3 separate regions of the Homo sapiens genome follow, and regions 1 and 2 are each linked to region 3. A link is a loop called in an ENCODE intact Hi-C map of the cell type or tissue named here. Cell type or tissue: mammary epithelial cell. All regions are shown on one strand. Each heading gives the region's core, and the rest is flanking DNA. Links, peaks and the distances in the headings are about the cores only. Region 1 overlaps LINC01847 (long intergenic non-protein coding RNA 1847). Region 2 overlaps LINC01847 (long intergenic non-protein coding RNA 1847). Region 3 has its middle 11 kb from the start of ADRA1B.

Region 1 (11,039 bases), core at 1,811-9,810, 67 kb after region 3:
GAATTCTTGAGAAAGGAGAAAATAATATACAGTGCACCCACGTGTTTACAATCAGCACTTTCTGGGATAGGTCTTCCACAGGTCACACGGTAAAAATGACAGACTAGGCTACAGGTTTCTAGGGAGAGAGGCTGGGTCTTATTTCCACCTGAGCACCCAGTATCTTTGAGAGTGATAAGTCCATGGTGGGTACATGGACTGTGATGGCAATTGAACTAAAAACTTCCGAATGAACTTTGCCATTTTTAAGATGTGGCTGGTACACCTGAATGTCTGAATTCTCATATAATATGTCTTAGTTCTTATCTTACAGGTCTCCTATTAATATCAGTAGGGTGACCATAGTAACATCATTAAAATGGCTTCCTCATTATCTTTAAGAGCTTTATCCTTTATTCTTTGATAACATTTTCATGTTCATTCATTGCAAGGTAAGTGGATGACCTGAATATTAGGAGACCTGAATTCAAGTTCTACTGAGAGCTATGAAATCTACTGATAACTACTGATAACTATGCTAACAAGCTAATCATCTAAAGTTTTAGGGCTTTGATTTCCTTATGTTTGAAGGTCAAGAATGGACTATGTATTAGCTTTGCAGTGATAACAAATGATCCCCAATCTCAGTGGTCAATAGTAACAAAGGTCTATTTCTTGCTAGAGTTAGCTGTGGACATGGGTCAGCTGCCTGTCTCCATTGATGACTGAGAATCTTCATTGTGGGCCCAGGTAGAAAGTGCAGCTCTGATGGAGGCTTGCTGAGCTGTGCAATGGCTCTTAAAGCTTCTGCTTGAACAAAGCCTACTTCATGTATGTTCACATCCCTTTGTCCAAAGCAAACCGCACAGCTGAGCCTACCATTAACAGGGTAGGGAAGTACCGTTGTCCCTCAATATCCTCAGGGCATTGGTGCCAGGACCCCTTGTGTATACCAAGATCCAAGGATGCTCAAATTCCTGATTTAAAATGACGTAGTGTTTGCCTATAACCTATGCACATCCTCCTGTATACTTTAAATCATCTCTAGATTACTTATAATACCATATATAGTCAATTATTGCTTAACGATGGAAATGCATTCTAAGAAATGCATCATTAGGTGATTTTGTCATTGTGTGAACATTATAGACTATACTTACACAAACCTAGATGGTACAGCCTCGTACACACCTAGGCTATATGGGATAGCCTATTGCAGCTAGTCTACAAACCTGTGCAGCATGTTACTATACTGGATACTGTTGGCATTTGTAACACAATGGTAAGTATTTGTGTATCTGAACATAGCTAGACATAGAAAATAAACAGTAACAATATGGTATTATAATCTTATGGACCACCCTTATATATGTGGTCTGTGATTGACCAAAATGTCTTTATGAGCGTTACATGGTTTTACTATGTAAATTCTAGGTGACTAGTCATTACATTGTATTTTAAAATTTATGTTTTTTATTGTTGTATTGTTTTTATTGTTTTTGTGATCCACAGCTGGTTGAATGAATGGATGCAGACCATAAATATAGAGGGTTGACCCTGTGTATACCCCTCCCACAGGAGGGCACTGACAGTCACAAGACAGCGGTGAGGATGTCTAATTTTTTGACTGGGAATCATCGGTGACATGGACACAATCTATCATGGACTAGATGATAGTTACGCTCCTTCAGCCCCAGCTTTAGTATTCCCGGTATTCTCCTAGAATGAATCCAACCTTGATGCGCAGTATTGGGAGAATAATTTTTAGTGGACCTTAATGAAAGAGAGAGAACAGCTTTCCACTTGCTGGCAGCTGGCAGCAAAATTCTGGAATGGGTTTTTGCATAGAATGTGATGAGCAATTGGATTAAGGAGTAGTTTGTGCACTTCAGTTTGGTTTCTAAGAGTCATGCCAGAAAGAACTCATTTAGTCTTAGAGGGGTTGTGAGACTGGTGCTCTGGGGAGTGACATGCACAGTGAGTCTGGGTTTCAGCAGAACTTTGGCAGCATCTCTTTCGGATATATGACTAGGATGATTTTTTTCTTTTTTGGAGTGACCAACTGTATCTGGCAAGTAAGAATGAAGAGGTGGATGGGTTGTCTCAGGGCTTTGTACTCAGATTTTCCTCTTTTGGGCCATACTTTTAGCAACACTGGATTGAACTCTAGTTCATCAGATCCATCCCTGGCACTAAGCTGGGAAGGGTAAAAATGCACAGTGTGATGAAATTGGGATCCTTAATTGATCATCATAGATAAGAATCATGGGTAAAATCAGCAGGATGAAATTGAACAGAAGTAAATATTAAGGCACTATATTCAAATTTCAATAATTGATTATATAAATGGAGTATTAGGGAGAACTGACTTGATAATTGGCCTTCTGCTACAAGATTATAAACCCTAGAAATCTGGTTGAGAGTAAGTTTAATATAAGCTAATATAAAGTGACTGCCATATAAAATACAATGTGGATAATTGTATATATATTTGTCCAGACAGTTCTCAAACTCCCGGTCTCAAGACATCTTCCCACCTTGGTCTCCTGAAGTGCTGGGATTATAGGCATGAGCTACTGTGCCTGGCCAGATAATGTTTTTAGATTTTATAAATAGTGGTATAATCAAGTCTTATTTCTAGTCTATGGACATGGATGGGGCTGCTGGATTAGAGAGGGATGGATAGAGAGAGAGAGAGAGAGAGATATTGAGAGAGGGAGAATTTAGCTTGCCCTATCACTCAATGAGTGTATGCCCTAGGTTGAATCAAAGCTGAGGTTTATTAATCTGCTATTCCCTTTGCTACTTTCATTTCATTTGTGCCTGTCCAAGTATATGTACTTCTCTGTGTTGAGTCTGATTCTGCTGTAGTTAGATACATATTTTAATGCCAAGTTTAGAGTGCAAATGGCTTCCTAAATGCAAGCAATTGATCATGTGATCCACTAAAGACAGTGATCTAGCACTGGAGAAATCTGAAGATGTTGGATTTCTTGAGAGGTAATAATACTGTTCTACAAAGTGGCACCCCTTTCAAGGGCAGTTTAGGTAATACTCAGTTTTTGCCTTGTGTGCTAACTTTACAGTCCGCTTTCTATGTGAGCTATGACTCTACAGTGTCAAGATCTATGGATGTAATGGTTCTGCTCTAGTTTGAGAGAGATGTTGACAAGTCAGAGCTCATAAAAAGAAGGGTGAAATGTCATTAGAACAGTTGAAGGAATCAGAATGTTTTGCCTATGGAATGAAAGCTTGAGAGAATTCTGAAAACTGCCTTTGAATATCTAAAGGGCTGTCATGTATCTGAATACACTCCTGTATTGTTCTGAGAACAGAGTCAGTGATAGTTCATGCAAGTTATGCGTGACCTGAGGTAAGGAAGATTTTTCTAATAATTTATGATAAAAGATGGAGTAAATTGCTTTCATAAGATAGTGAGTTCCCTGTTCCTTGCAGTGAACTAGCAGAAGTTGATTGACCATGTGTCTGAGATGTTCGCAGGGAGATCTCATCTTTTGTTTCGTCAGCACGCATCCACCCCTCCAGAATTCTGTTGTTTATTGCACCTGATTTTCCTCTTAGAACTCTTGTTAGAATTCCAATTGCAATTCATGTGTTTTAGATGAAGTGATGTTGACTTCACCTTCGGCTTCAGGGATCAGCCTGTGAGGTTCAGGTCTGGCATCACATTGTTGGCTACAGTAATTATTAGGGATGGACATGGGACCTGGTTCTGGGCAAAGAGAACTGCTGAGGAAGGAGCATGGCTCTCTTTTCCTCCGGGTTTGAAGCAGGAAGGATGTAAGTCAGAGAGAGGATAGCCCTCTTGACATCATGAAGAGCTTGAGAATGGAGAAATCATAGCGAGGGGAGAGTCAAGAGATGGAGAGGGGCCAGGCCTTGATGACCATCAAATCATGCCTAAACTTAGTGCCCCTGCAGGGCCACCTGGTCATGTGAGCCAGCACATTCCATTCTGTGGTAAGACAGTTTGAGGAGAGCTCTCCATAACTGGGAAACAAGAGTCTGTGATAATTTCAAGATGTGCCATGAGGTTAGAGTCTATAATTTTCCAGGTGGTGAGTTACAATGTTGTTCACCTAGTTATCTCTCAGATGTGTCCGTGGAGGAGCTAAATGCCATCATGAGTTTCATGAGCAAGAAACACATTGCAAGTGGCAGAAAACTGAGCACAGAGTTGGAGTGATTTCTCTTAAGTGCTTCTGGAAGCATCTTCTCTTATACTAGAGGTGGAAGCCGAAGTTAAAAAAAAAGAAGGAGAGCATTTGATTTTAACATCTTTGGGTGCTGCCACAGTCATTTAAAAGTCTTAGTTCATACTTACTAATTTTGCCAGAAGTGACCTATATAAGTACATATGGTGGTAAGGATGGGGGTAGGAGAAGCAACTGTGATGTGGGAGTTTGCAATTGCACCGAAGCAATTTAATGAGCTCAGATATGACGAGAGCAGGGGGCAAAAAGATTTTGGAGTCATCTAAGCTCATAGGTGAAAAAAACATCCTTGTGAATTCCAGGCATACATGACTTGTAGTGTGGGTTTAGTACACTGGAGGCTCTGGGGTGCCCTTAGTCACTTCTAATTTCTTCTTTTTTTTTTTTTCTCGAGATGGAGTCTTGCTCTGTCACCCAGGCTGGAGTGCAATGGCACGATCTTGGCTCACTGCAACCTCCACCTTCTGGGTTCAAGCAATTCTCCTGCATCAGCCTTCCAAGTAGCTGGAATTACAGGTGCCTGCCACCACGCCCAGCTGATTTTTGTATTTTTAGTAGAGACGGGGTTTCACCGTGTTGGCCAGGCTGGTCTTGAACTCCTGACCTCGTGATCCACCCAGCCTCCCAAAGTGCTGGGATTACAGGCATGAGTCACCATGCCTGGCTTGTCACTTCTATTTTCAAGCTCCAATTTCTTCTTTGTCTTTCATCATTGAAAAAAACCCAACCAACTCGGAGTGGTTGTTTATTCATTCAATAAATATTCTAGATGTTGCCTGAGCATGTTTCAGGTGCTGGAAATGCTTCAAAGAACACTCTAAGTCTCTGCCCCTCACGGAGTCTGCATTCTTTGGAGGGAAGGATATTAAGCAAAAATATGAAATATTAATATAGCATCAGTTAGTGTGTTAGTTGCCTGCTGTTAACATCACAAGTCACCATAAACAGAGTGGCTTAAGACAACACAAATGTATTATCCTGCAGTTCTGGAGGTCAGCAGTCTGACATGTGTCACACTGAGTTGAAATCAAGGTGATGGCATAGGGATGTTCCTTCTGGAACTTCTCGGGGAGAAACCCTTTCTTGCCTTTTTCAGCTTATAGAAGCAGCCCGTGTTCCTCGGCTCATCCCTTCCTCACATCACTTGAACATCTGCTTTTATCCTCACATCTCCTCTGACTCTGACCTTCCTGCCTCCCTCTTATAAAGACCCTTGTGCTTACATCAGGCTCATGTGGGTAATCCGGGATAATCTCTCTTTCCCAAGATCCTTAACTTAATCACCCCTTCAAAGCCCCTTTTTCCAGGTAAGGTAACATATTCACAGGCTCCAGGGTTTAGGATGTGGACATCTCTGGGGGCTGTTATTCAGCCTGCTAGGGGTAGTTTTAAGCGTTATGAAGAAAAAGAAAGCAAGGTGAAGGAAGAAGAGAAAATGAGGTGGGGAGGAGAAGGCCCTCTGTGATGGTGACGTTTGTGTTGAGACATGAAGTGCAGGCAGGAGCCAAGGGAAAGCTGAAAGGAACGTCTTCCAGGTAGAACGGAGGCAAAGGCATGGAGGTGAGGCTCAGCTTGGGGTGTTTGAAGGACAGCAAGAAGGGCTGGGGTAGAGTGAGTGAGGAGAACAGTGGTGGATGATGGGTTTGTCAGGCAGGCTGAACCTGGAGTGGGAGTTTGCTGTTCCTGATAAAGGCTTTTGACTTGATTCCAAGTGTGATGAGAAAGTGTCTGTCAAGGAAATGACATGATCTGACTCAATGATGGAGAAGGCCCCTCTGGCTGTTGTGTGAACAGACCATGGGAGCAGAAACAGGGAGAGGAGGTGAGAAGCTCCTGGAGTTGTCCAGTGGAAGGATGATGGGCCACAGTGTTGGGTGGAGGTGGTGAAAAGTGGTCAAATTTAAGATGTATTTTGATGTTGGAGCATGGAATTGCACAGGAAGTGCTGTGAGATTGGAGGTAAAGTGTGAGGGAAAAAGATGTGTTAAGGATGATACAGTTTTAGCCTGAAACTCTGGGTGAATCAGGTGCCATTTGCTACAAAGGAAAACACTGAGGGAGGAGCATATACTTTTAAAAATGGGAGTGAGAAAGGGAAATTGAGAATTTGATTTGGTTAGCACATATTAAGTTTGAGAAGACTGAAAAGATGTTCAAAGGGCAATGTTGAGTGAGAAGTTAGATAATCCAATCTGCAATTCAGAGGAAATGCCAGGGCAGCAGATATAAATTTGGGGTGAGGATATAGATGGTATTTAAAACCACAGGGCTGGATGAGGTCATCAAGACAGTAAGGATAGAAGTTGGGGAGAGGAAGACCCAGGGCAGAGCCCAGGGGCCCTCCTATATCAACAGGTCAGGAAGATCTGGTAGAAAAAAAAAAAAAAAGAGTCCAAAGAGTTGATAGAGAAACCAGGACAGGGTAGGTTCCTAGATGTCTAGTGATAAAAGCGTTCCAACAAGGTAGGGGGGTGATCAACTGTGCCATATGCTGCTAGCAGCACAGGTAAGAATTATGGAGGAAAAGCGCTTGTGACCCATCAGATTGGTGACACGAATTGGATGGGACCTTAGAAGGAGATCTTTCAGTAGAGTAGAGGATTGGAAGCCTTGCTGAAGAAGATAGCAAAGACAATGACTGGGGGAGGGATTGAAGGTGGCAAGAAGAGACAATTTTTTCAAGGAAGTTTGCACTAAGGGAGGCATAGGAAAGAGTGTGTTAGCTGGAGGGGGATGTGGGTGTGAAGGTGTTGGGAAATATTACCATGAGTCTCTATAGGCCTAAGGAATGATCCAGCAAAGAAGGAAAGGCTGTTCACATAGGAGAGAATGGGGAGAAATATATCAGCAAAGTCCTCAAGCAGGAGAGAAGCAACAGGGTCCCCCAGCATGGAGGGGGGCATTGGCTTCAGTCCAAGGATCAGCAGGGATTTGAAATTTGTGGCCTGAAAGTTAAAGTGAGACCAGTCAGCTGTGTGTGTCTTCTTTTGTAGCCACAGTGTGAGCTGCTAGGGTTTGTAGGAAGTGGAATTTATTCAGGGCTGGGGTTTTGCCAGCAGACAACAGAGTGGGAGCTGGCAAGGAGTTGTTGAGGGTGTCTGAATGGAGCCCAGTATGAATGCAGCTCGGGGCTGTGCAGACCCAATGAGTCTCTATTCTAGCCTTCCTCTGGCCTTGTTTCCTACTCCCCAAACCCAGATGGGGCAGTGTTTCTCAGTGATGGCAGAAACACCTGGTGCTTGCTAAAAAGGCCGATTCCTGGGCCTTATCCCCAGTTTACTGAACCCAGATCTTTGGGATGGACCTAGTGTCTCTATTTGAAACTTTGAAGCCAGGGCCCCAGTGGTCTTAGCTTTCCTGGGGTTGAGAGCCAATGCTTTGGGAGCATCAACTTGCTTTTGTAAGGAATCTTTGCTTAATTTTCTGTTCTTGGTGATATTTGCAATTTGGTTTAGATAAATCCCACAAATTTAGATTCTTCCATCATTCTTCCTTCTCATCAGCATTGCAACTTTCCCCGTTTTTAAAAAATTGTCCCTCTCTTCCATCTTGACATGCTACCACTGAGCACTGCCTTTCTGGTGGAAAGATGCTAATATTTGGTATCTGAAGGTTCCTGGGGTGTGGTGTGTTTGGCTAAGAAAGCAGAGCTTTGTGGACTTATGAATAAACTCAAAGGACATATTCTTCTCTCCTTAAAGTTTATTTCCCAACAAGAAAACCATCTGTTTTTCCACCACCACTTCCCTCAGCTCCACAATATATGAAAGCTTGTCTGCCCCTTCCTTTTGGCCATGATCATATTCCATTTGGCCTCACAGAGGTATCCATTATACTCAGAAAGTTACTTCATATGAGATGTAAAGATTTAAAATGAAGGCTAGCAAGATACATGTTCAAAAGAACTTGTTCCTTGTCAATGGGTCATGCCAGTTCCTATGAGAATGATGATCTCTGCTCCACTGATGCTCCAGCTACCCTGTTCTACTTTCAGTTTCTTTTTCTGACCAGGCCCTTCCTGCCCCAGGGCCTTTGCATGTGCCATACTTTCTATATGCAAAGCTCCTCCTTCCACCCCCATTTCACATAGCTGATTCCTTTCCTTCTTCAGGCTTCTGTTTAATTATCACCTCCTCAGAGAAGCTTCTCTGACTACCATAGCTACTGTAGGTTTTCTGATCACTACTACCTCCCCTATTTCTTATCTCAGCACCACATGTGTTTCCTTTATTGTTCTTGTTACAGTTTGTAATTGTTTGTTTAATTAATAATCACCTATATCCTGCAATATATTGTAAGTAATAAGAGGGCAGAATATAATCTGCTTTGTCCCTTATTTTGTCCCCAGTGCCTGGCATCTTATGGGTCCTCAATTTGTTGATTGAATAATTTGAGTGTGTCTAACATGGGGAGTGGTGTGATTAAAACACATTTTGGTTCGTATTACTTCTCTTCCAGTTAGGATTAGATTCAGCAGCAGGTGACCCAAAACTAAGTAAGAATAGAGGCTTGAACAAGATAAGGCTTTATTTCTTTTTCTAATATGGGGTGGTTCCATGGCAATCAGGGATTCAAGTTTCTGGAAGCTTTTAGCTCTATTTGGCCAAGAATGTGGCCATTGTACTCAGCATTCAAGATGGCAGCTAGTGCTCCAGCCATCACATCCATATTCTAGGCAGAAGTTTAGAGGAAGAGGTTAAACATGGTGGAAAAAAGAGTCAATGCCAGCTGCCTTTTCAGAAAGTTTCTCAGAAGCTGCCACCACAACACTTTCGCTTTTATTTCATTGTTCAGTACTCAGTTGCATGGCCATATCTACCTGCAAGAGAGCCTGGGAAATGTCCTTTTGCGGCGGGGGTGGGGGGGCACATTTATGCTCTAAATAAAACTGGAGGTTTTGTTAATAATGATGGGGAATATAGATACTTGGGTAGGCAACTATCAATCTCCATCACATGTTTCCTGCTCAAAAACCTTCTATGGTTCCCCAGTATTTATGTCAGGGATTATTACTACACAAATAATGAAGTTATTTGTGTATTTGAAACACTTTGGAAACTTTTTCAAAGGCATATGCTTGGGCTTCAATCCCTGAAATTGGGTAGATCTGGGTAGAGGTTTGTTGTTGATGCTTCAGGCGCCAACCACAGCCTTTTTTTTTTTTTTTTTTTTTTGTGAGATGGAGTCTTGCTCTGTCCCCTAGGCTGGAGTGCAGTGGTGCGATCTCAGCTCACTGCAAGCTCCATCTCCCGGGTTCATGCCATTCTCCTGCCTCAGCCTCCGAAGTAGCTGGGATTACAGGTGCCTGCCACCACGCCTGGATAATTTTTTCTATTTTTTAATAGAGATGGGATTTCACTGTGTTAGCCAGGATGGTCTTGATCTCCTGACCTTGTGATCCACCTGCCTCGGCCTCCCAAAGTGTTGGGATTACAGGCGTGAGCCACCGTGCCCAGCTGCCAACCATCGCTTTCACCACCATTGCAAGCCTGAGTTCTGAATGACTTGAGGAAACCACTTGAGGCAAGTGAGGAACAAAAGTTCACCTTCATTCTTGATTAGGCTGCTTGGAGAACGCAGCTTTTAGGTGTACTGGCTAATCGGGCTTTTTAATGAAGCCACCCTTGAATTAGACTTATCTGGTTGCAGAGTGAGGCCACCATGTGCTTTGCTGTGGGGAGGACCTTTGCCTTTGATGCCATGGCAGGATTAGCTCAGAGCACAAATGTTCGCAGTAGGCAGGTCCCCAGGGACTGAGCCACCCACGCTGTTTCCTCTTCCCAAATCCATCGGTCAGATGAGTTGTACCTATTTCCCATTTCCCTCCTGAGGCAAGGCATGAGTAAGGAGTGGGGCAAGCGGCTAGGAGGGTTATCCTGGGAAAGCTGAGAATCAAGGAACAATGTGAAAATCTCTAACCTGTTTTGTAAAGCCCAAGTTACTTTGCAAAGCATCTGAGCACTTTTGTGACCTGCCTGGGATCTGTAGTTCTGCTTTATGTCTTTCTTCTTCATATTCTCTCTGTGCCAACATCTTCCTTCCTCAGTGCCTTTGCTCTTGCTGTCTTCCTGCCTGGAGGACACTTCCTTTTTAACTATGCACATTAGACCCCAACCCCATTTCAAAGTCCAGAGCCAATGTCTTATTCTCCATCAATCCCATTATACCAAATCCATCTCTCTTTGCTCTTGTTCCCATGGCACCTCATTTATGCCACTCACGCTATCTTCTCATTCTTTACCTATGCCTCCATGCAGACAGACATGACACGTTGCTTAGTAGGGAAAGCAACAGGAAGGAGGCTTGCATGAAAGGAGGTAGGGCAGCTGGAAGGCAGGGAATGGAGGGAGGGAGAAACGTGGGGCTGCAAAGTGACTGTCCCCTCCAGACCAGACCTGTGCTCTCTGCTCACCACACCCTGCCACACACCCTGACTACATCAGCTGCCTGGCCCTTATAGGTGTTGGTCTTGTGATTGGTGTTCTACAGCCTCCCCTGGAGGTGGCTGAGGCCACTTAGCCTGCTCCAGAGACTGAGAAATGCCCTTGTATGGATCAGCTCATTGTTTGCAAACAATGCCCTTAGTCTTCCTGTAACCTGCACTCAGTGGCCCCTGTCCTATCTCTTGGGCGTTGCACAGATTATACTGACTGCCTCTTGCATGTGACAGTCCCTTTGACATTTAAAGTTTGATGTGTCACCATTGTTTCCATCTCCTCTCAAAAGTCAACATATCATATCTATCGGTTGTTTTTATAAGTGATGTTAATAAATGATGTTTTGACTGATTGTTAAATGCCAGCTATGAGCTTTTAGCAAGTGAAG
Region 2 (11,039 bases), core at 2,314-10,313, 55 kb after region 3:
AAATAATTCACACCCTGAATGAGCTTGTTTGTTGGTGCACCCTCTCCACTAACAATGAGGCCCTGGAAGGATTGTTTCATGTGTACCCTTGGAGACAGATTGTCGGATGAGTTTCACAGATAATCCAGTCATCCTTGGGCTGGATGGGGAAGGTTGCTTTTTCTTTTGGCTGCTGTCTTAGCTGTCTTCCATCACTGGCCAAGTTAAGGAGCTCCTCCCAACTCAGTCGTCCAGTCAGCTTAGTCAGAGTCAAACTTCCAGCTGGCCAGGCACCTGTTAATCAGGGTGACCCAAGCCAAGGGCAAAGCCAACAGCCATCTTGACAAGTTAAATGATGCAGACAGCCCAAGAGACATGTTGGCTCTGCACCGTCCTTCTGACTCACCGCCTTCTACGTGACTTGACTCTCCTGTTCCCCTCTCCCCATTCTGGGGTGTCTTTCAGTTTGCAAAGCATTTTAAGTTCCACTGTTTCATTTGATTCCCCCAATAACCTCCAGGAGCTAGAAAATCTCAGTCCCTGTTTTCAGATGTAGAAACCAACACCCAGTGGGATTCATGACTTGCCCCAAGTCTTGTGGCTACTGATTAGCAGAGCAATGATTCAAATTCAGGCTTTCTGTCTCCAGATGATACATCCCAACTTTGACTCAGGCTGTGGGATTTTAAATTCTCTACCTTTCTTTTCTCTCCTAGTTGGACCTCTGACTTTATAAGCTCTGGTTTCTCCATTGTTGATTCAATTTCAGTGGCTAATAGTTTCTGCTTCAGATCCTGGTCATTTTTCCTTATGGACTACACAGTGACTCCATTTGTCTTTCACTTTATTCCCTCATTTTGTCATTTGTTCACAAAGATTTATTAAGCACCTTCTGTGAACCAGGCACCATGACCAAGAAGAACAAGGGACCATCCTGACCTCTCTGCCATGTTGGATGCCATCAACTGGGTTCCTTTCCTCTATTTCCTTCACTGGCTCCTTCTTCTTCATCAATGCCTTAAATGTTGGCAAAAAAGAAAAATCAAAAAACAAAGCAAAAAGCCCACACATACACACACAAACCAGGAGGTGGGTGCTAGCTGAGAAGTGCAGATGTAGTGCTCCGGTGGGGGTCAGGCTGGAGTGGAGACTGGTGAGTCATTGCTCATGCTTGGCATTTGGAGATCAGAGAGAGCAAGACTGCTTAGGGGAAGGGACAGAGCAGAGGTGCTTGCAGGCTGAAGCCGCACTCTGATGGTTGTGTTGAGCCTACACTGAATTTTGGAAAAAAGCAAACCAGTCACTGGCATTTAAAAATCAGAGCAATTTACAAAAATCTAGGTTTCTGGCATTTCTTTAGTGATGAGAATATCTGGCAATACTGGGCCTACATCACAAGGCGACAGGTGACTGCAGCTGAGTGGCTGCCGCCCCTTTAGAGAGGTAGGCATGCTCCAGGTCCCCACTTTCCCTAGACAGCTCCCTCCATTTCCATTCCCTGCCTAGCCGCTGAAGACTTCCACATTTGTGATCCTCATATAGAGTAAGGGGTGGGAAATACATCGAGGGGAGAACACTCACAGTCACTGGATAACTCCTAGGTAGATCTCTTTTCCTGGTTTCACCTCAAATTTTTCCATTTTGCCCAGATTCTAGTCATAAGACACGAATTCGATATTCCTAAAAGGAAAGAAGAACCTCTTCAGAGGTGGAGAAGTTTAATACATTGCTCATTGCAGCAGGTGCTGGACGGAGGTGGTTATTCATTCCTACTAATAGAATTAAGCCCACAGCCTGGTCTCTAGTGCACTTACAAGTAATCAATATTTAAAGAAAGTTGGAAATTAAAAGGCCCCCAGCCCTGCCTACTAACAAGAAAGAACTGGAAAGGGTTGGGAATTTATTGTTCAGTTTTGAAGCCAGGAACCACTCAGACAGGGCTGGAGAGCAATTTGTTTTTTGCTCTCCAATTGCCACTGGACTGATTTTACCCCCGCGATGTAATCTTGTTATGCTATGGTTACACTGGACCACATAAATTCATACTTTGTCCTCCAATGAAACAAATGCTTTCTTGCCTGCCCTTTCTGCTTTTATGAAAAAAAGTCATCACAGTATTTTCTGTTTTAGCCTGAATATGCTTTTATGAAGAAAACTTAGGAACCAAAAGGCATATCTTACACATGCTTCAAAGAAAACAGTATCCTGAGTTCTGAATTGTTTTTGCTCCTTGCCTGAATTCTTTGAAAACCCTGAAAATGATATTATTTCCTTTTTTTTTTTTAAAAAAAAAGTGAAGTGGCTCATTGTAGCTGAGGATTTCCATAATAATAGCTCCAGTACCAGGACGTCAAAGAAGTGATCACTCACTTCAAGGGGTACCTTTTTTAAAAAAAAATCATACCTTAAGTTTTAGGGTACATGTGCACAACGTGCAGATTAGTTACATATGTATACATGTGCCATGTTGGTGTGCTGAACCCAGTAACTCGTCATTTAACATTAGGTATATCTCCTAATGCTATCCCTCCCCCCTCCCCCCACCCCACAACAGTCCCCGGTGTGTGATATTCCCCTTCCTGTGTCCATGTGTTCTCATCGTTCAATTCCCACCTATGAGTGAGAACGTGCGGTGTTTGGTTTTTTGTCCTTGGGATAGTTTGCTGAGAATGATGCTTTCCAGCTTCATCCATGTCCCTATAAAGGACATGAACTCATCATTTTTTATGGCTGCATAGTATTCCATGGTGTATATGTGCCACATTTTCTTAATCCAGTCTATCATTGTTGGACATTTGGGTTGGTTCCAAGTCTTTGCTATTGTGAATAGTGCCGCAATAAATATACATGTGCATGTGTCTTTATAGCAGCATGATTTATAATCCTTTGGGTATATACCAAGTAATGGGATTGCTGGGTCAAATGATATTTCTAGCTCTAGATCCTTGAGGAATTGCCACACTGACTTCTACAATGGTTGAACTAGTTTACAGTCCCACCAACAGTGTAAAAGTGTTCCTATTTCTCCACATCCTCTCCAGCACCTGTTGTTTCCTGACTTTTTGATAGCCATTCTAACTGGTGTGAGATGGTATCTCATTGTGGTTTTGATTTGCATTTCTCTGATGGCCAGTGATGGTGAGCAATTTTTCATGTGTCTTTTGGCTGCATAAATGTCTTTAGAGAAGTGTCTGTTCATACCCTTCGCCCACTTTTTGATGGGGTTGTTTGTTTTTTTCTTGTAAATTTGTTTGAGTTCATTGTAGATTCTGGATATTAGCCCTTTGTCAGATGAGTAGATTGCAAAAATTTTCTCCCATTCTGTAAGTTGCCTGTTCACTCTGATGGTGGTTTCTTTTGCTGTGCCGAAGCTCTTTAGTTTAATTTGATCCCATTTGTCAATTTTGACTTTTGTTGCCATTGCTTTTGGTGTTCTAGACATGAAGTCCTTGCCCATGCCTATGTCCTGAATGGTATTGCCTAGGTTTTCTTCTAGGGTTTTTATGGTTTTAGGTCTAACATTTAAGTCTTTAATCCATCTTGAATTAATTTTTGTATAAGGTGTAAGGAGGGGATCCAGTTTCAGCTTTCTCCGTATGGCTAGCCAGTTTTCCCAGAACCATTTATTAAATAGGGAATCCTTTCCCCATTTCTTTTTGTCAGGTTTGTCAAAGATCAGATTGTTGTAGATATGCAGCATTATTTCTGAGGGCTCTGTTCTGTTCCATTGGTCTATATCTCTGTTTTGGTACCAGCACCATGCTGTTTTGGTTACTGTAGCCTGGTAGTATAGTTTGAAGTCAGGTAGCGTGATGCCTCCAGCTTTGTTCTTTTGGCTTAGGATTGACTTGGCAATATGGGCTCTTTTTTGGTTCCATATGAACTTTAAAGTAATTTTTTCCAATTCTGTGAGGAAAGTCATTGGTAGCTTGATGGGGATGGCATTGAATCTATAAATTACCTTGGGCAGTATGGCCATTTTCATGACATTGATTCTTCCTACCCATGAGCATGGAATGTTCTCCCATTTGTTTGTATCCTCTTTTATTTCATTGAGCAGTGGTTTGTAGTTCTCCTTGAAGAGGTCCTTCACATCCCTTGTAAGTTGGATTCCTAGGTATTTTATTCTCTTTGAAGCAATTGTGAATGGGAGTTCACTCATGATTTGGTTCTCTGTTTGTCTGTTATTGGTGTATAAGAATGCTTGTGATTTTTGCACATTGATTTTGTATCCTGAGACTTTGCTGAAGTTGCCTATCAGCTTATGGAGATTTTGGGCTGAGATGATGGGGTTTTCTAGATATAATCATGTCATCTGCAAACAGGGACAATCTGATTTCCTCTTTTCCTAATTGAATACCCTTTATTTCCTTCTCCTGCCTAATTGCCCTGGCCAGAACTTCCAACACTATGTTGAATAGGAGTGGTGAGAGAGGGCATCCCTGTCTTTTGCCAGTTTTCAAAGGGAATGCTTCCAGTTTTTGCCCATTCAGTATGATATTGACTGTGGGTTTGTCTTAGACAGCTCTTATTATTTTGAGTGACCTGAATACAGTGTGTTAGGTAAAACTTTCAGCTGGGTTCTGAATTCTAGAACCACTTTGCTGCTAGCTTGCTGTGTGACCTTTGGGAATTCACTTTCCCTCTCTGGGCCTCAGGTTTGCATTTGTAAAATGAGTAAATTAGACAGGATCAGGCTTCCCAAAATTTAGTTATTCAAGTACCACTTTCACAATTTTTGCCACAACCTCATATTATCTGTTCTATTGTTAATATACTATTTTTGGGTGACTTTAAGTACATCTCTTACAAATATACTTTGTATTGCTATTAAAAATGAAAAACCAGTATCACGTTCCCTAACTAGAAAATAATCCTAAAAATAAGTACAATGAGAACAAAGCAATTATATTCAATTCAGATACTGTCAGCTGCCACGTAATGGTTGCTCACATCAGCAGAGTGACAAACCTGTTTCCTGTGAAGTTACTCATTGAATCCCCACGGTAAATCTATGAAAGAAGGACTACTATTAACCCCATTTCACAGAGGAAGACGCTGAGCCGTGGAGAGGTTTATTAACGTCTCCAAGGTCACAGAGTGCCTGTGTGCCTTAGCGGGGATTTTAACCCAAGCAAGCTGTGCTGTTTGCCTATTGGTGTGGGCCTGCTCTCCGTTTGTTAACAAAGGGAGATTGTCTTGTGTCCAAGGGTGTTAAAGACACACTAACACAAAAAGAGACTTTCTTGCTGATGTCATCAGAGGTGGTGAAAGTGGATCAGAAGGGCGATTTGATGTCCTCTACCCCTTCACTCCTCCTGTGTGTCTGCTCTCTTCAGTGCTTACCTGACTGCACGAAGTTCTATTTTGTGATTCACTTGCTCTGTACTTAAATCCTTATCTTACTCATTTTCCATTGCTGAATATCACATTTTGCCCCTATTTTTCTTAAATGAAATTTTAGAAGAGTGACACAAAATGGGATTTTTCACACAAGGCGGCTCCCCTCCATTAGGAACACAAGGGGAGTCTGAGATTAGCGGCAATCAGCTCAGTCCTCATAATGTTACAATAATGACTTGGAGTATCTTTTAACAGCAGTTAACACATCCTGGAGGGCCAGCGTGGCAATTGTCATTCACATCACCCCACATCTCTTTCGTCCTGGGTTCCTGGGGGATTCAAGGTGGTGGCTGGTGACAGCAGGTAGGAGTGGAAGAAGGAGAGGTGGGAGGCAGGCAGAGATGGAAACCACAGCCTCAGGACCATCTCTGGAGTGAGTAAGCTGGGACTGCAAGACTGATTCATAGCAGGCCTGGGGCCAGAGTCATGAAAACTTGATCCAAACATTTGTGCAAAGCGCTTCCCTGATGTGCAATAAAGGGCCCCCATAAATGTGACACATTCCCCATTCTCTACGAGAAGGAGAGTCGAGCACTGCTGGCAGGTGCAATAGCCTGGAACTTCCTGCCAGAGTGCGAATCACTCACGCTTGCCCAAGCCCTGAAACCCTGGAGGCCTCTCAAGGCATCCAGGGAGGGTGTCAGGTGGCTGGGGTGTGGTGGGCTGATTTAACATAACAGCGGCTACAAACCTACTCTTACTTTTACCTTAATAATCATACTAGAAGCAGCTATAGAGCCTGTGCTGTGTATAGGACATTGGGCTAAGGGCTCAACATGCATGATCCCATTTAGTTCTCTTCAACACTGTGGAGTCGGTACTATTCTTATCCCTACACTACAGATGAGAAAACTGAACCTTGGAGCAGTTAAGTAACTAGTGAGTGGTGAAGCCAAGATGGGAAGCCAGGCAGTCCGGCTCCAGAGCCAAAGCTTTAAAACCCTGTGATATGCAAAAAGAAGAGGTTTATTAGATTCTAGGTAGCTCACAGAATGGAAGCGAGAGGAAGGTTGGGTGGGACAGGAACCAAGGAAGATCTGGGACTGTTTCTTTAGGCCATTGCCATGGAATGACTCAGCCTTCAGGAGTGTATGTTCAGCAGCTGATTTTCTGCTCTGTGGTTTGGAGTGGGAGCTGATCACAGAATGTGCTGTGTTTTATTACCTTCTGCTCTGGGCTCAGCTCTGGAGTTGGAGGTAGAAGGACTGTGTGCTGTGTGACCTTGGGCAAATAATTTAACCTCTCTGGGCCTTAGTTTTTTTCAATCTGTAAAATAGGGACAATAATAGTATCAGTTACATAGGGATATTGCAGGGATTATATTAGCAAATATTTGCCAAGCATCTAGCATGGTGCTTGATACTTAGCAAGCACACAGAATGATTGTCAATAAAGGCAGGTGGGGGGCAGCTTGTTGGGCCCCTACAGCTGTGGATCCTGAACACCTCTCCCCTTTGTCTACTCTGTCAGCTCACCCTGAGGAATATGACCACTTTTTCTATATGGTCTGCTAGAGAACCTTGCTACTCAAAGTGTGGTCCGTGGACCAGCAGCAGCAGTGAACTGCTCACCTGTGAGTTTGTTTGACATTCAGAGACCCAGGCCTCTCTCCAGACCTCCTGAATCAGATTGCATTTTACCAAGATCCCCAGGTATTTTGTACGCACAGGAGTTTAAGAAGCACAGCCTCAGAAATTTAAAAAGCAAATAAAAGAAGAAAAGAGGCCTAGAATTTCTTTATCATCATTGGAGATTCAGTATGAAGCATGTACTTTTGTTTTCCCAAGCTACAACCTTTAGGATAATAATAATTCCCATGATGGTAGTAGCACTTCGCAATGTGACTAAAAGGCCATCACACTCACTTTTTTGCTTGCTTTGAGGTATGACCCTGTATGGTTGGCAGAGCAGCCAATGTTTTCTCCATTTTATAGATGTGAAAACTGAGGCAAAGAGTCTCAAGTGATTTTCCAATGTTACCCTGCTACCAAATGTCAGAGCCAGAAAGCAAGACAGGTCTTTCGGTGTCCTAATTCAGGGCTTATTGCAGTTTCCATTCTGTTCATCAACAATGAGAGAATCCATGCTGGTTCTTCTTCCTTCTCAGTTACCAGGACATAGCCTGTCACCAAGTCCCATGACTTTGTTCCATCAGGATGACTTGGATTCAGGCTTTTGTTATGATTTCCCTTGTTCTACCTTCAGCTAAGCTCTGGTCATAATAACAACAATATCAGTGGTTGCATATTGAAGACTTATTCTGCTAAGTAAGAGCCTTCCTTGTGTTAATTAACTCATTTCATCCTCCCAGCCACCTTATAAGATAGGCACTATTATTATCACCATCTTATTATAGATGGTACAACTGAGGCACTAAGTGAGAAAGTTGTCCAAGATCAATAGCAAGTAGTGGAGCTGGGGTTTGAACATGAGGAGCTGTTCACATCTCAATTTCTGCACTAGCTTCTGAGATGGTGTGTCTATGCATGGTCTGCCCTCCAAGCCTGTGAAACATGGGTGTCTTCCTTCCTCTTCCTTCTGCCTTCCCCAAAAAGCCTTTTTTTTTTCAATAGCATGTTCTGATTGAAGCTCCCCTCTTTTTGCATTCCTCAACATGCACTAATATCCATTATACTTTATCATGAATTACTTGTTAATTTCTTGTTGCACTCATGAGAATATAACCTCCAGGAAGGCAGGGGCTTCTTGGACAACACAGCTGTTGTTCCATCACAGTGACTAGCACAGAGTAGGTGCTCAGTAAATGTTTTCTTTTTAAAAAATATAGAGAGTTGGGGTATTACTATGTTGCCCAGGCTTGTCTCAAACTCCTGGGGTCAAGCAATCTTTCCACCTCGGCCTCCCAATGTTGGGATTACAGGTGTGAGCCACCATGCCTGGCCTCAGTAAATGCTTATCGGATGAAGACGGTTCATTGCATTAGTTTGGTCTCTTCACCTAGGCTGTAGTTACATGTGGAGAGTATCCAAAACTATGTCTGTATCCCCCACAGAACCTCAATGGTTCCAGAATGCCATACAGTTGATATTTATTGATACAAAGCCACGTGTTCCCCCTCAGTGCATTCATCGAGGGCCGACACAGCCATTGGTATTTAGTCCTCTGGGTTTCTCATCTCTGTCTAAAACAAGGTGAGGTGAGACCCTCACAATTACCTTGTTTATCACCACCAGGATCCAGGTAGAGACTTTTGGCCAAGCAGGGCCTGTGGTAAGGAGATACCCGACTCCGATAATACCGCAGACTGAGCTCGTGAGGTCATGTGTAATCAGTGGCTCCATTGACTACAGCCTGAGCCTTGGACCAGGTGCCAGGCAGGGGCCTGTGGGAGGTCAGAGTCTGTCCCCTCCCTGGCTCCTTGGCACAAATTAGTGCTGATGAGCTAGAGGAGGAATTCCTGCCTTTGAGGTATGAGCCAGCTGGGCTGCTGCTACCGATCAGCTAAGAAAATAAGTCATCCCAGCCACCTGCGGTTCACCCAAGGGCTGGCGCCAGAGTGGGAGCTGGGAAGGTCTTCCTGGGAGGGCTGGGAGCTGCTGGAGATATCAGCTGGGCTCAGGTGAAAGCTTTGTGGATGGGGAGGTCCAGACTCGAGAGTGTAGGATTAACTCTATTTTCAGGCTCTGGGCTCACAGTCTGCCCCTTGGCTTGGCTTCCAAGGGCTGAGGCTACAGCTTATGCATTTATGTGATTTGGGTGGGCAGGGACACTCATCTGTGTCCCATGGGGTGGGAAGATCATTCTGGTTGATTAGTTGGGGACGAATGGGCCTGTGCCCCCTTCTCCCTAGCAGTCTAATACTGGGAGTGTTAGTTTCACCCACCGCTCACCACTCGCCCTTTGCAAGAGTCCTGCTCTTGAGGCCTGCCATTCTCATCACCCCTTAGATGAAATCCAATTGAATTCCCATGGAGGTAAGTATAAACAGTTCTACCATCAAGGTCTCAGAAGAGTGCCTTAAAAGCAGTAGAGGCGGGGCAGGGGGCAGCAGTGACCATGAGGAGGGAGAAGGGTCTCCTAGTGAAGGCTTTGGGGACATGTCCTAATAGATGGCTCCCATCCTGCCTCTGAATCTTTTTAGTCCTCCTAAATCCCTCTTCAAGTTCCTGCCTTTCCTCTGGTCCTCACTCCCTCCCATTCTCCTTGGAACCTTTTTGCACATGGCAGTTGGCTCAGGCTCAGGCAGGAATTGGAGGTGTGAAAGGCTTCAGAATGACATGTGAAGCAATAGTTTGTGATTTATTGGAATATTAATGTGTTTTTGAGCTCCCTCCATTGCCTTCCTCCTCCCCATGTTAATGAGGTAGCTTGGGCTTCTTGCTTCAGGGACTCTTGTCAGCAGAAACAGCCTGCAGCCCATGGTTCATCTGGATCTTGTGAAGAGATGCTCTTAGGTGTCCTTGGTGGAGGGGAAAGGGGAGGCAAGGAGCAATTCTCTGGAATGGGAAGGGAAGAGAGGTCTGGGGCAGGGGCAGCCTGGGGTAGAGACCAGGGGATGAATCTCCTAGGCACATTCTCAAAGAGTGGCACTTTCTGCTCTCTGTGGACATCTCTCTGGCCGTGGGTAGCTGTGAGCCTTCTGTGGCAGCTGCCTAAGGGGATAAAGAGACCCAATGGGGATGGCAGCTCGTGCTCCCTTGGGGACCCTGAGGCTGGGGAACTGGGTCTCAGTGGAGTTCTGTGTCCCATGCAGGGCATCAAAAAAGAGTAGGCCTTCCATGCAAGGGGTCACCATAGATGTGGACCTAGAAGAGTCAGGGGTTTCATGATATGCTGGAGGTTACAGATCCTTGTCTTGTCTCCAGACCATCACACAATTATACTGTGTTCTTATTTGCAGCTGGGAGAGGGAGGGAATGGGGTGTTCCAATAAGGACTTTACCCCTCCATCTCCATTCTTCGGGAACAAATTGATTTTAAATAATAAAGAATGTGATATTCTTCTCAAACTTGAGTTTGAGGCCTGCAATTTGTACTTGCCCACTTGATTCCAGGGTGCAGACTAATTCAGGGAAAGGGGGTTCTTTTCCTGTGACAATATTTCCTATACCACTTGCACTCATTGCTTTGGCACTTCCATTTGTTCATTCATTTTATAAATATTAATTGAGGATTTACTATTTGTTAGGTACTGGGTTAAGTGTGGAGGATACAATGATGCATCAAGCCACCTGCCATTCCCTAGAGATCTCATAGTTTCACAGGGAAGATGTGTTCATCAAATAATTCTACAAATGTGTATATATATGTGCATACACTGGGATAAAGCCTTAAAGAAAAATTAGCTGCTGCTACAAGAGTGAGTAATGTCAGATCTGGTGAAGTCTGGAGTTGGGTGGGAAGTGGAGGGGGTCAGGAGAAGCAGTAAGTTCTGTTTGAGCTGAAGTTTGAAGACCCATACGTGTGTGTGGGTGCATGTGTAAATGTGAGCATGCACACAGGTATATATGTGCACACATGTATATGTATGTCATGCATGCAAGAAGGGTATTCTAATGAGAGGGAAGAACATTCCAGGAGGCCTTGAGGTGGAGGAAGAAGCCAGGTTCCTTTAAAGAAATGAAAGAAACCCTGGTGTTTCTGTACAGAGGTGAGGCCAGGGAGGGGGCAGTGAAAAGTAAGGTCACCTAAGGCCT
Region 3 (11,039 bases), core at 1,184-9,183:
GGACCTTTGCAGAAAAAATTTGTTAACCTTTCATCTAGTCTAATGCTCTTAATTTGCATATGAGAACACAGAAGGCCCAGAAAGAGGGAGAAATTTGTCTGAGGTAGAGCCAGGGTCACTAGCCAGGAGATTTGACTCCATGCCCACAACTTGCTTTTGCCACCACTTTCATCTGTTTCTGCAGCATGGCACAGATTCTGAGTTTGAATCCCGGCTTTAGTTGACCCAGATGTGTGACCTTGGGCAAGCTACATAAACTCTTTCAGCCTCTTTATTTTCATCTGTGCCCAGAGGATAATGCTTTCTATTTCTTGAGATAATGCACATTCTAGGTGGTTGTGAAAATTAAATGAACTGTATATAGTCTGTGTTGCTCAGGCTGGGAGCTGGCTCGTAAAAACACTCAACAAAGAACTCTACTATTATTATATTGATGTTCTCTATAATTTAAACCTGTTTGTATGTATGTAGGATATATATGTGTGTGCGTATATGTATGTATGTATATATAAGATGTATCTCTTCCACTTCAAATTTCTTAAGGGAAAAGGCTGTCTTTTACCTGTGGTTCTTAAAACTTTTTGGGTTCTAGACCTTATTGAGAATTTGCTGCAAGCTGTGGATGCAGCTGTGGATACGTTCTTTACCCTACACTTTTCCTGAATTCCTTATAGGGGCTTCCTAAGTGCCAAGTCCTTGGCAGGGCCCCTTGATCAATTGATTTCCATTTTGTTGCTTTTATTTTTGTTTGAGGAGCCTCTCTGTTGTAACTCTCTTTGTCTAGGCATAACCTCTTTCACTTTTGGGCAATAGAACTAATTAAGTGTTTCACCATTTATTATGGAACAGAACTTGAACTGAATGTAGTGAATTGATGCCGGCCTTCCTTGTCCTCCCGTAGTTTACAGTCTAAGATAAATAACGGGAATGTGCAATGGAGGATGCATAGAGAATTGTGTCTGACATTGAACAGGGATGTGAGTTAAATAAGGAAATAAATACATGACACAAATCTCAAGTTTCTCCATCCTTTCTCTTCTTCCTTTTTTTGTGCTCTCTGAACCAAACCATCCAACCCTTTTGGGGGATTTTCACTTGTAGCTACCAAGTTCAGAAAAGTCTAAAGGAAGTGGTGGGAACCTTTTCCTTGGGGTCATCCAAAAATTGTATCTGGACAAAGTGTTAGAGCCCAGCTTTGGAGAGGACAGACCAGGCCCCAGGGGAGCAAGGCAAGGGAGTGATGTCAGAAGGCGGTTTCTGCCTTCTCATCTCCATTGTCTGGCAGAGGTGGCAGTGTAGGGTCTTGGAATGAGTGTGGGCTTGCTTGGGAAATAGCATGTGGCATGACTTGGGAACGGGGAGCATAGTGAAGGGGGGAGCAGCGTGAGAAAGAGGCAGTTTCCTTTGCCCATCTTCATTGTGCATTGAGGAATGCTGGGACAGGAAATGCCCAGTGTGTCTCTGCTGTTTACTGGACACCAAACCAAAAGATTTGGAAGGTTGCCTTGGGAGTCCTGAAAAGATGAGGGGAGAAAGAGGCAGTATTTTGGTTTTTTGGCTTCTTGTGGCACTTCTTGAGTGAGTGCTCGGGGAATGGGGGAGATTTTGTGGAGACTTTTAGACAGGAGCAGCCTGGTATAATGGCAATTAGCTATGAGGTGTGAATTGCAAGTGCCTGGGAGGGCCCCAAATATTTCCCCTGCCCTTTGGAGCGCTACCCACTTACAGGTAAGCATTGCCTGCTTTCTTTGGCCCCATTTGAATTAACTATGACTTACTGAGTGCAGTTATGCATGCAGCATTGTGCCAAGTGAATCCATATGCGTCATCTCATTTAATTCTCCGAACAACACTTCCGTGGTATGTCTTAATCGCTTGCACTGCTGTAAAGGAGTACATGAAGCTGGATAGTCTATAAAGAAGAAAGGCTTATTGGGGCTGTACAAGAAACATGGTACAGGCATCTGCTTCTGGTGAGGGACTCAGGCTACTTCCACTCCATAGTGGAAGGGGAAGGGAAGCTGGCATCACGTGGGGAAAGAGGAAGAAAGAGGAGGACGTGCCAGGCTCTTTTGAACAACAAGCTCTCACTCACTCCTGCAAGAATGGCACCAAGCCATTCATAAGGGATCCTCCCTCACAATCCGAACACCTCCCACCAGGCCCCACTTTCAACACTGGGGGATCGAATTTCAACATGAGACTTGATGGGGCCAAATAAACCATATTCAAACCATAGCGTGGTTGATACCGTTAGCTCCAATTTACAGGTGAGAAAACTGAAGATAAGAGAGATTCATTAACTTGTCCAAAATTACTCAGAAATGGGATTAGAGCACAGGCAGTCCAGAGAGGCAGAAGTTGTGCTGGGCTGTGTGCACAACACAAATATGTGCCTGTCTCCATGGTGAGGTCTGAGGATTGAATCTCTCCTCCTAACACTTCCTGGGGAACCTTAAGTGAGTTTATGTCAGGATCCTGCCTTAACTCTTCCAAGAAGGGTGGGAGACCTGATTCAATAATTGTCTTTAAGGAGGGCAAAAATTATTGGTCCCATGATGGCAACCAACTCTGTGTGTGTGTGTGTGTGTGTGTGTGTGTGACAGAGAGAGAGAGAGAGAGAACAAACAGCTATAGATGCCAAAGACAAAGACAGCATGAGAAACGCCAGTTAGCCCTAAGGAAGTAGCTTATTAAACACCAAACTGGCTTCATCCAGACAGATAAAATTCTAGCTCCTGCCACTTCCTGGCTTTGTGACCTTGGGCAAGTTACTTTATTTATTTAAGCTTCTATCTGTTTATCTGTAAAATGGGGATTTTAATAGTATTTACCACATGGAGTTGTTGGGAAGATTAAATGGAACTGTGCCTGGCACCTAGAAAGCTCTCAATAAATGTTAGTTATTATGGATATTTTTGTATAATCTTAAAAACACACAAAAGATTTCTCAGTATCTGGAGTATTTAGGTACAGATTTTCTCTGTTAATCTCTCAGCTATCCTTACAGAGCTTTACTTGCCAAATGATGTCACTGATGCATTTTTTTTTTCTGACATAAATTGCCCTGAACAAACAGCGGCTGGTAAAAGAACAACAATACAAATAATAACAGCTAACATTTGTTGAGAACTTCTGTGTACTAGGCATCTGTTATATACTTTACATGAATTATCTCATTCTAATACAAGAATCTTATCAGGTAGGCAGAAATAATATATCTGGCCTTTGAGAGGCAACTTCTGAAATTGCCATATCCAGAGAGCCAGGGCTTGTTGGAAATATTTCTATCCACAGTGAGGTTGGAGATCAAGCCGGTGTGGGTGTTGGTGAGCTTGGGGAATGGGGTGTGGCAGGCAGTTGGCCAGTGAACTTGCTGTGCATTGGGAGAGAAACCCAGCTCAGTTCAGCAGGTGGAGTGGCAGGTCCTTGGACTATATAATTCATGGCCATTGGTACAATTAGTGTCAACAGGAATTTTCCTTGTGTATCAGACCAAAGAGGCTCGAAGGCTATAAATCATCTCACTGGAGGCTGGCCATTCATACCCTAGAAGGGCAGGGAAGGCAGGGGGACTCGTGTGAACCTCCATCTTCCAGGTCCTCTGGGAAGGGGATGAAGAGAAGGAAGCAAAGGGAAGGGAGTGAATGCCAGGGAATTTGTATTTTCAATTAAATCCCAGGGACTAAGTGGAAAAGAAAAAAGAGTATTCAGTCTGGAGCTCTCAAGTCAAGCCGGGGAACTTCTCCTTAAAACAGATGGATCATCTCCAGGTGCGAAAGTTTGGCCCTTTGTTGCCACTCAAAAACTTTAGAATTTTCCTTTGTTCAGTCTAGGGAACTGCTCACTTTTCCCCTTCTTGGTCCTGCTCCATCAAGAGCCTGGAATTTAGAAAGGAAGGAATGTAGAGTGTTGAGTAGGCAAAGGTTTGTCTGCATAGCCAGCTATGCTCAAACTTTACAGGGAATAAAAGTCATCTAGAGCAAGCCTTAAGATGCAGATTCCTGGGCTTCAGCCTTAGATATCCTAATTCAGCAGGTTTGAAATGGGGTTCAGGAATTTATATTTTTGTAAGTAACCCAATGATTTGATTGCAGAAGACTACATTTTGAGAAACATTATTTTGGTCCAACATCCCCACTTTTACAGATGATCCAATGGAGGTCATCTGTAAAATGGTTGAATGTTTCATATAGAGGGTTCTTATACACATAACTTGGTTGAATGTCTCATAGAGAGGGTTCTTATATGCATAACTTGGTTGAATGTCTATAGAGAGGGTTCTTAACTTGGTTGAATGTCTCATAGAGAGGATTCTTATAGGATGCAGGTCTTAAACCCAGGTTTTCTGATTGCCAGTCTGGCCAGTCTTGCCTCCACTGGGCTCATTAAAAATGGCATTGTGGTTGGTGCGGTGGCTTACCCCTGTAATCCCAGCACTTTGTAAGGCTGAGGCTGGCAGATCACCTGAGGTCAGGAGTTCAAGACCAGCCTAGCCAATGTGGCGAAACCCTATCTCTACTAAAAATACAAAAATTAGCCTGGTGTGGTGCTGTGTGCCTGTAATCCCAGCTATTTGGGAGGCTGACAGGAGAACTGCTTGAACCTGGGAGGCGGAAGTTGCAGTGAGCCAAGATTGCACCTCTGCACTCCAGTCTGGGTGACAGAGCAAGACTCTGACTCAAAAAAAAAAAAATGGCATTGACTTTCACTTGCTGTAGTTTATTCTTGCCTAGTGTCTCCATTCATCACACCTCAGCTCAGGGTCATTTCCTCAGGGAAGACTGTCCTGCCCCTCCCCACTCAGTCTAGGCAAGGTTCCTTTGTTTTCCACACCCAGAAAATCACCTCTCTCTCTTTTATAGCATTTGCTATGGTTTGTGGTTACATACTTCTGCATATGACTCTTTGATCACACTCTGTCTCTCTCCCTAGGCTTCAGGCTCAATGAGAGCAGGGCAGTGTTTCTTTTTGTTCCTCCAAGGGACTAGTGCATTGTCTAATGGTTAGTAAGTGCTCAGTAAATATTTATTAGATGAGTGAGTGAATGAATGAATGAAAAGGACAGTTTGATCTCAGCCTTAACTGAAAGTCAAAATAAAGCAGTATTTGTGAAACTTTTGTCTTTCAATGGCATTCTCTTTTTAGACATTTTAAAGTTATCATTCTTGTTTCTGGCCCAGCCTTTTTGATTCCAAATGCCCATTGCATTCCTGCAACCTCAGCTTCCAGCATGCAAAATTGTGTAGGAGGAGGCTTGCTTTGTTGGATTGTCTATGTGTCTATCACAATTTTTCTATTTCTGTAGTGAATTTTGTGTTAGAAACCTATTCTCCTCTCTGCAACCCTCTCTTCCTTTCAACTATAACCCCTCCCCAAGATCCCAATGGTCTCCTGTTGCTTCCAGCAACCCCCAAATCTGACCTTTTCTAACCTTTTGTTCTCAAATTCTACCAATGTCCTATTTCCTACAGGCCTGGTGCATGTTATGAACTCTTCAAAGAGATAGGTTCCTGCTAACGCTGGATAGTGACTTGATCTGTTGGCTCCTCTTCCTCTCCTTTCAGTTTTAACTAAGATCATCACTTTCTTAACTAAAGCTGTGTGCTCCAATGAGCTGGTCAAATTCTTGACTCTATGGAGCCCATCAAACACTGATGATAGGAGGAAGATTCTAGTGATTAGCAGATATTTATTGAGCACTGTGTTAGGGTCTGAAGTTCATACAAGGATGAATTAAAAGTATTTCTTTCTCCCAAGGCTCTTTATGGGAAGAGAGTCATGGACTCACATTCAATAATGGTGTGGCAGTTAAACAACACTTCAGGAGACTTCAGTATCTTGTTACTTGCCAAACAACTGATGATCACAAGTGCTATGAATTTAAATTAGACAATGTGTATAATGCACTTTGGAGTGGGCCTGACACATAGTAGGCTCACTCAGTAATGCTAATCCTTCTTCCGTCTAAGGGAGGGAGAGATTTTTCTGGGCTGGAGTAGGCCACCTGGTCTCCATTGAGGAGGTGCCTTCCATTAAGGTTCTGGGAAGCACACACGATTTGTGAGGAAACTTTTTCAGTTCCACAAATGTACCCATTTGCATTCAGGATTAATTTCTTTTTGGGAACAACTACTTTCCTTGAATTAAAGCAGGTCTCCTAGAACCTAGCTTATCCACACTTTTTCATGTGCTGTGCCTTCATAGGAGAGAGGCATTTAGAATCAGAGCTGGAAGGGACTGTAGAAGTTGTGTAGCCCTTTCCTCATTTCCCAGGTGGGGAAACTGAGGCCAGGCAAGTTACTTGACCATGGTCACTCAGAGCCAGAACCAGAACTGAGGTCTCTAATGTCCAGACCCATAGTCTTAAAAATAACTGTATGCTATTTTCATTGTTCAAATACTAAACAAATGCAAGCAGCTTTTTAAAAATTATTAAGGTAAATTGTGCTCATTGCAAAACTATGGAAAGACATACAAAATGAAAAGAAAATCAGTCTCATTTCACTATCAAGAGAACATCGTTGTTAACATTTCGGCAAATGCTTTCTAGTATTTACACACACACACGCATACATGCACGTGCACACACACATACAGGTGTGTGTGTGTACAGGTCAGGTGACTTTTGTTTGGACCCCAGCCTACTTTTAGCCTCCCTTTGTAACGGAAGCTGTGCCCTGAGTCTTCCACCTGTCGGGCCCAGGCGGACCCTCCCCTCCAGCTCTAGGGGAGGACTCCTGACCCAATCAGAGCCAAGGAGTACCCAGGTGCTCTTAAGACATGGGATTTGAAGATGAGGGGATGTGAGGTTTGGAGCCAGGTCTGGAGGTGTTCTGGTTGCTATGCAGCCACAGTAAGAGAGCCTGTCTGGGTGTGAATGGAGCTGAGTGAATGTGGCCGCCCTTCCCACACACTCCCACGGGAGTTGCCAGAATAATTTCTACCCTTTAAAGTAGCTACTTGGCCATTACCAGTGGATCCAATTCTTAGCTAAAGGACTTTGAGCAAGTCACTTAACCACTGAGTCCAGTTTCCTCATCTGTAAAATGGGATAACACTTGGAGGATCATAGTGAGGATAATATACCACTACTCCTACTAATAACAAAAATAGTAGTTAAATTTACAGCTGCTTTTATTAATTGTTTGCTAGATATCAGGGCTATGCTAAGCAGTTTAGTATATTGCGTCATTTAGGCTTCACATGGACAGAGAGTGGAAGGAAGAGGGATTTACTTATTGTTGCCTGGGTACAGGGAAGGACTAAGACACAGGGCCAGGTCCCAGCTGCCCTGATTCCTGGTGCAGTCATTTGCTAACTGATTGCTTCTGCCTGTTTGAACATTTGGGGTGGGAACCTTGATGCTTTTCAGGGCCTCTTGCCTGGGTCCTCTAGAGGGACAGGATGCTGGTTCCAAACTAGAGAATGGTAAGGTCCTGCCGGGCTGTTGAGGCAGAGGTGGGGACACTGGCCAGAGCCTTCTCTGTCTGCAGAGTCCCCCTTCCTGGCTGTGCCCCAGAGTTCCCTAGGTAACCGCGGGGGATGCAGCACAGATTCATGGGCCTGCTGCTCCCAAGCAAGTACCTGACGTGTTCTGTCCGAGAGCGACAGTGTCTGATTCCTGTATGACTCATCAGGAGGGGAATAGACACACGCCAGAGGCATAGGAGGAAGGAAAACCCCCACATTCTCACCTCCCACCAGCAAAGGGATGAAGAGGAATTTCTCCACTGCACACACTGCTTAAAAGGCAGGTGTTTTCCACATTTTATAGATGGGGAAAGTGAGGATCCATTACATCCACTCTTTCATTTGTTCCATGGACATCGGTTGAGCAAGGGCTTTGTGCCAGGCATCATGTCAGATTGTGTGGGAGACACAAACTTGGGAAAAACACTGACTCTACCATCAACTGGGCTGTTGACTAAGATGTGGCAACAGGAAATGTCACCCAGGGTGGGGCCTTGAAGAGTGGGAGGGCCCCAGGAGTTAGCATGTCAGTCATTTGTCTTTGAATAGGTTCAACTTCACCTCATTTCAAACATTCCTTTTTTTTTTTTAAATGGTGGTTAAAAAATACATAACATCTATTTACCCCTTTAACAGTTTTTAAGTACACATTACAGCATTGTTAACTCTATGGACTTCTTTGTACAGCAGATCTGTAGAACTTGTTCATCTTACATGAATGAAACTGCAGACCCATTGAACAACAACTCCCCATTCCGCCTCCCCCAGCCCCATTCTACTCTCTGTTTCTATGAATTCAACTACTTATCTCATGTAAGTGAAATCATATTGTATTTGCCTTTTTGTGACTGACTTATTTAACTTAGCATAATGTCCTCAAGGTTCATCCATGTTGTAGCATGCATCAGAATTTCCTTCCTTTTTAAGGCTAATATTCCATTGTGTGTATATAGTGTATATATCACATTTTCTTTATTCACTCATCTGACATTTAGGTTGCTTCCACAACATTGAGGATAATGCTGCAGCAAACATGGGTGCATAAATATCTTTTGGAGATACTGTTTTCAATTCCTTTAATATATACTGAGAAGTGGGATTATTGCATCATATGGTAGTTCCATTTTTAATTTTTTGTGGAAGCTTTATAGTATTTTCCATAGCAGCTGTTCCACTTTACAATCCCACCAACAGTGTGCAAGGCTTCCAATTTCTCCCCAACCTCACTAACAATTGTTATTGTTTTTTAATAGTGACCATCCTAATGGGTGTGAGGTGATATCTTGTGGTTTTGATTTGAGTTTTTCTGATGATTATTAATGTTGAGTATCTTTTCTTATGCTTGTTGGCCATTTGCATATCTCCTCTGGAGAAATGTCTATTCTTTGTCTACTTTTGAATTGGGCTATTTGTCACTGCAAACATTCTTTGAGCATCTACTTCTACATGCTGAGAAGAGCTGAGATGAACAAGAAGCCCCTCAAGAAGCTTTCAGGAAGGCTTTTGAGATTTTTCTCAAAGCAACATATCTGGTTAATTATAAGAAATTTGAACTATACAGAAATTAAAATTATAACTTATAACAGGTTCATCAATTTATACTGGTATTCAGAAATTCTCCTTCCCGTCCCCCTCCCCTCCCCCTCCCCTCCCCCTCTCCCTCCCCCTTCTCCTCCCCTTCCTCCTCCTCCTCCTCCTCCTCCTCCTTCCTCTTCTTGTAGTGATCCTAGTGGGGTTCTATTTGACTTATTTGGCTGTGCTGGAAGAGCAAAGGGTGAAGGGTGCACCTGCTGACAAGACCCGTCACTTCTCCCTCTGCCTTTATCCTCTGAGGAAGGCAGGAGGGAGGAAAATGAGATTTCTCTGGGTTCTTCAAGAGAATGGATTATCTTTGATCTCTGACTCTTTGGGAGCTTGTTGGAATTTACATAATAAATAATTATAAGTTAATGTACCTACTTAAAAATAGTACATATATATTATATGTCTAATATCTATAACATGTATAATAGTAAAACATAATATAATGAATATATAATAATAAGTATATCCATAGGCAGGTTTTTCCCTTCGGAGTAGTCACCTCAGGAGGCCATGAGCTTGTTTTCATAGTCCAATTAAAACTATTTTCTCTCCTCTTTCATTATTCTTCTCAAACCAGTTTGCACATTCTTGTGACCATCATGGTGGAATTAAGTACTCATTCTTTGAGAGCAGATGTAATTTTCAGAAGCAATCCACAGTCCTTATGAAGACACTCTGAGCTGGTCCTTAGCCTGTCTGTCCCAAGTCCATTCCATGGCCTGTCTTGCACTGCTCTGCATGGCTGGGGGGCTGCCCACCCCCCAACCTGCCAGCTGGGCTTGCTCAGTGGGGGGTATGGCAGAAGGGAGAGAGACAAGAGAAGTGAGGACATTGCTCCCCTTTGCTGACTCTCTCTCTCCCTCAGGGGCTATTTCTGATTAAGTTTCGTCACTTTCATGGCTCTCACTACACTGGACAGATCTAGTAGTACAAATACATCTATAAAAATAAAATCAATGGCTTGCTACATGCCAGCATGAATTTGCTGTAAAATATAAAAGAAAACAGATTCTACTCACCATAACAACCAAATATGCAATGCCCAGGAATAACTTTAACAAGGAACGTACAAGACCTATATGAAGAAAGTGACAAAACTTTACTGAGGGGAATAAAAGAGGCCTTGAATAAACGGAAAGATGTATTCCACTTCTGGGAGCACTGTAAGGATGTCAATGCTTCTCAATTTAACCTATTAATTTAATGTTGTTCCATTGAAAATATCACTGGAATTTGGAGGGAATTTAATAAAATGATTCCAAAGTGCTTCTGGTAGAATAAATGCTTAAGAATAACCAAAAACTTTCAGAAAAAAAGGGTAGGTGGAGGGAATTTCCCTACCAGATTAAAAGGCTTGATAATGTAACTGTAGTTGAAACAGTACTACTGGCAGAAGGTCAGGCTGGCAGATTATTGGACTAGAATAGACTATTTAAACTAGATTCAGCACGTATGAGAATTACTGTGTTGATAAAGGCATTTGTGAGGAAAGGAAATATCACCTTTATCAATATATTAGTTGGGTATTTGGAAAAAATAAAGTTACAGCCTTACTTCTCATCTTACATCCACTGTACATTCCAGATAAATCTCTTGGCAGAGATTCTGGGAATCTTGTGGTCTAAAACAGTCATTTCACAGGCTATAAAACAGATACAGAAAGGAGAAAGATCTTGCCTGAGGACACACAACACATTAATAGCAGGGCCAAGGACTCTTTACTTCCGATTTGGAGCTGTCTACCCTTTAAAGACCCATCTTTACAGTCCAGTTCATTGCCTCCTGCCACAGTTTTCATTTCCATAAGGCATCACAGGAGTAGGGCTGCCGGGTGCCGTTGTGCAGGTTATGACTGTACCATTTCAGGGGGATCCATTTACATCAAAATCTATATGAGTGGTACCCTTTTGGAGCTGTGCAGAGCACTGTCAGTATGGGCATACTTAGGAGTCCTGCTCAGGAGGATGGATCTGGAATTCATT

What was found. Hi-C counts contacts between places; a loop is a spot of excess contacts. Peaks named below come from ENCODE experiments on the same cell type or tissue, not always from the same donor. Only the 100,000 strongest peaks of a DNase experiment are listed, where the experiment ranks them.
Region 1: it touches region 3 in a loop (5-fold over the local background); 7 of 110 quality-filtered maps call a loop at or near these places.
Region 2: a loop joins it to region 3, with 6 times the contacts of the local background. A loop is called at or near these places in 6 of 110 quality-filtered maps.

What each region holds. Positions count from the first base shown.
Region 1 is chr5:159,832,943-159,843,981 of GRCh38, reverse strand. The region is part of intron 2 of LINC01847 (long intergenic non-protein coding RNA 1847); the gene reads left to right. Among named protein-coding and RNA genes, the nearest start is that of LINC01847, 33 kb to the left of the region's middle. In mammary epithelial cell, for the core only: no CTCF peak of the experiment used is centred there; a DNase peak (open chromatin) is centred at 4,951; H3K27ac peaks cover 627 bases.
Region 2 is chr5:159,845,208-159,856,246 of GRCh38, reverse strand. The region is part of intron 2 of LINC01847 (long intergenic non-protein coding RNA 1847); the gene reads left to right. Among named protein-coding and RNA genes, the nearest start is that of LINC01847, 21 kb to the left of the region's middle. In mammary epithelial cell, for the core only: no CTCF peak of the experiment used is centred there; DNase peaks (open chromatin) are centred at 4,946, 5,846 and 6,466; H3K27ac peaks cover 506 bases.
Region 3 is chr5:159,899,519-159,910,557 of GRCh38, reverse strand. It overlaps a transcript of ADRA1B not described here. Among named protein-coding and RNA genes, the nearest start is that of ADRA1B, 11 kb to the left of the region's middle. In mammary epithelial cell, for the core only: no CTCF peak of the experiment used is centred there; DNase peaks (open chromatin) are centred at 4,917 and 7,627; H3K27ac peaks cover 5,714 bases.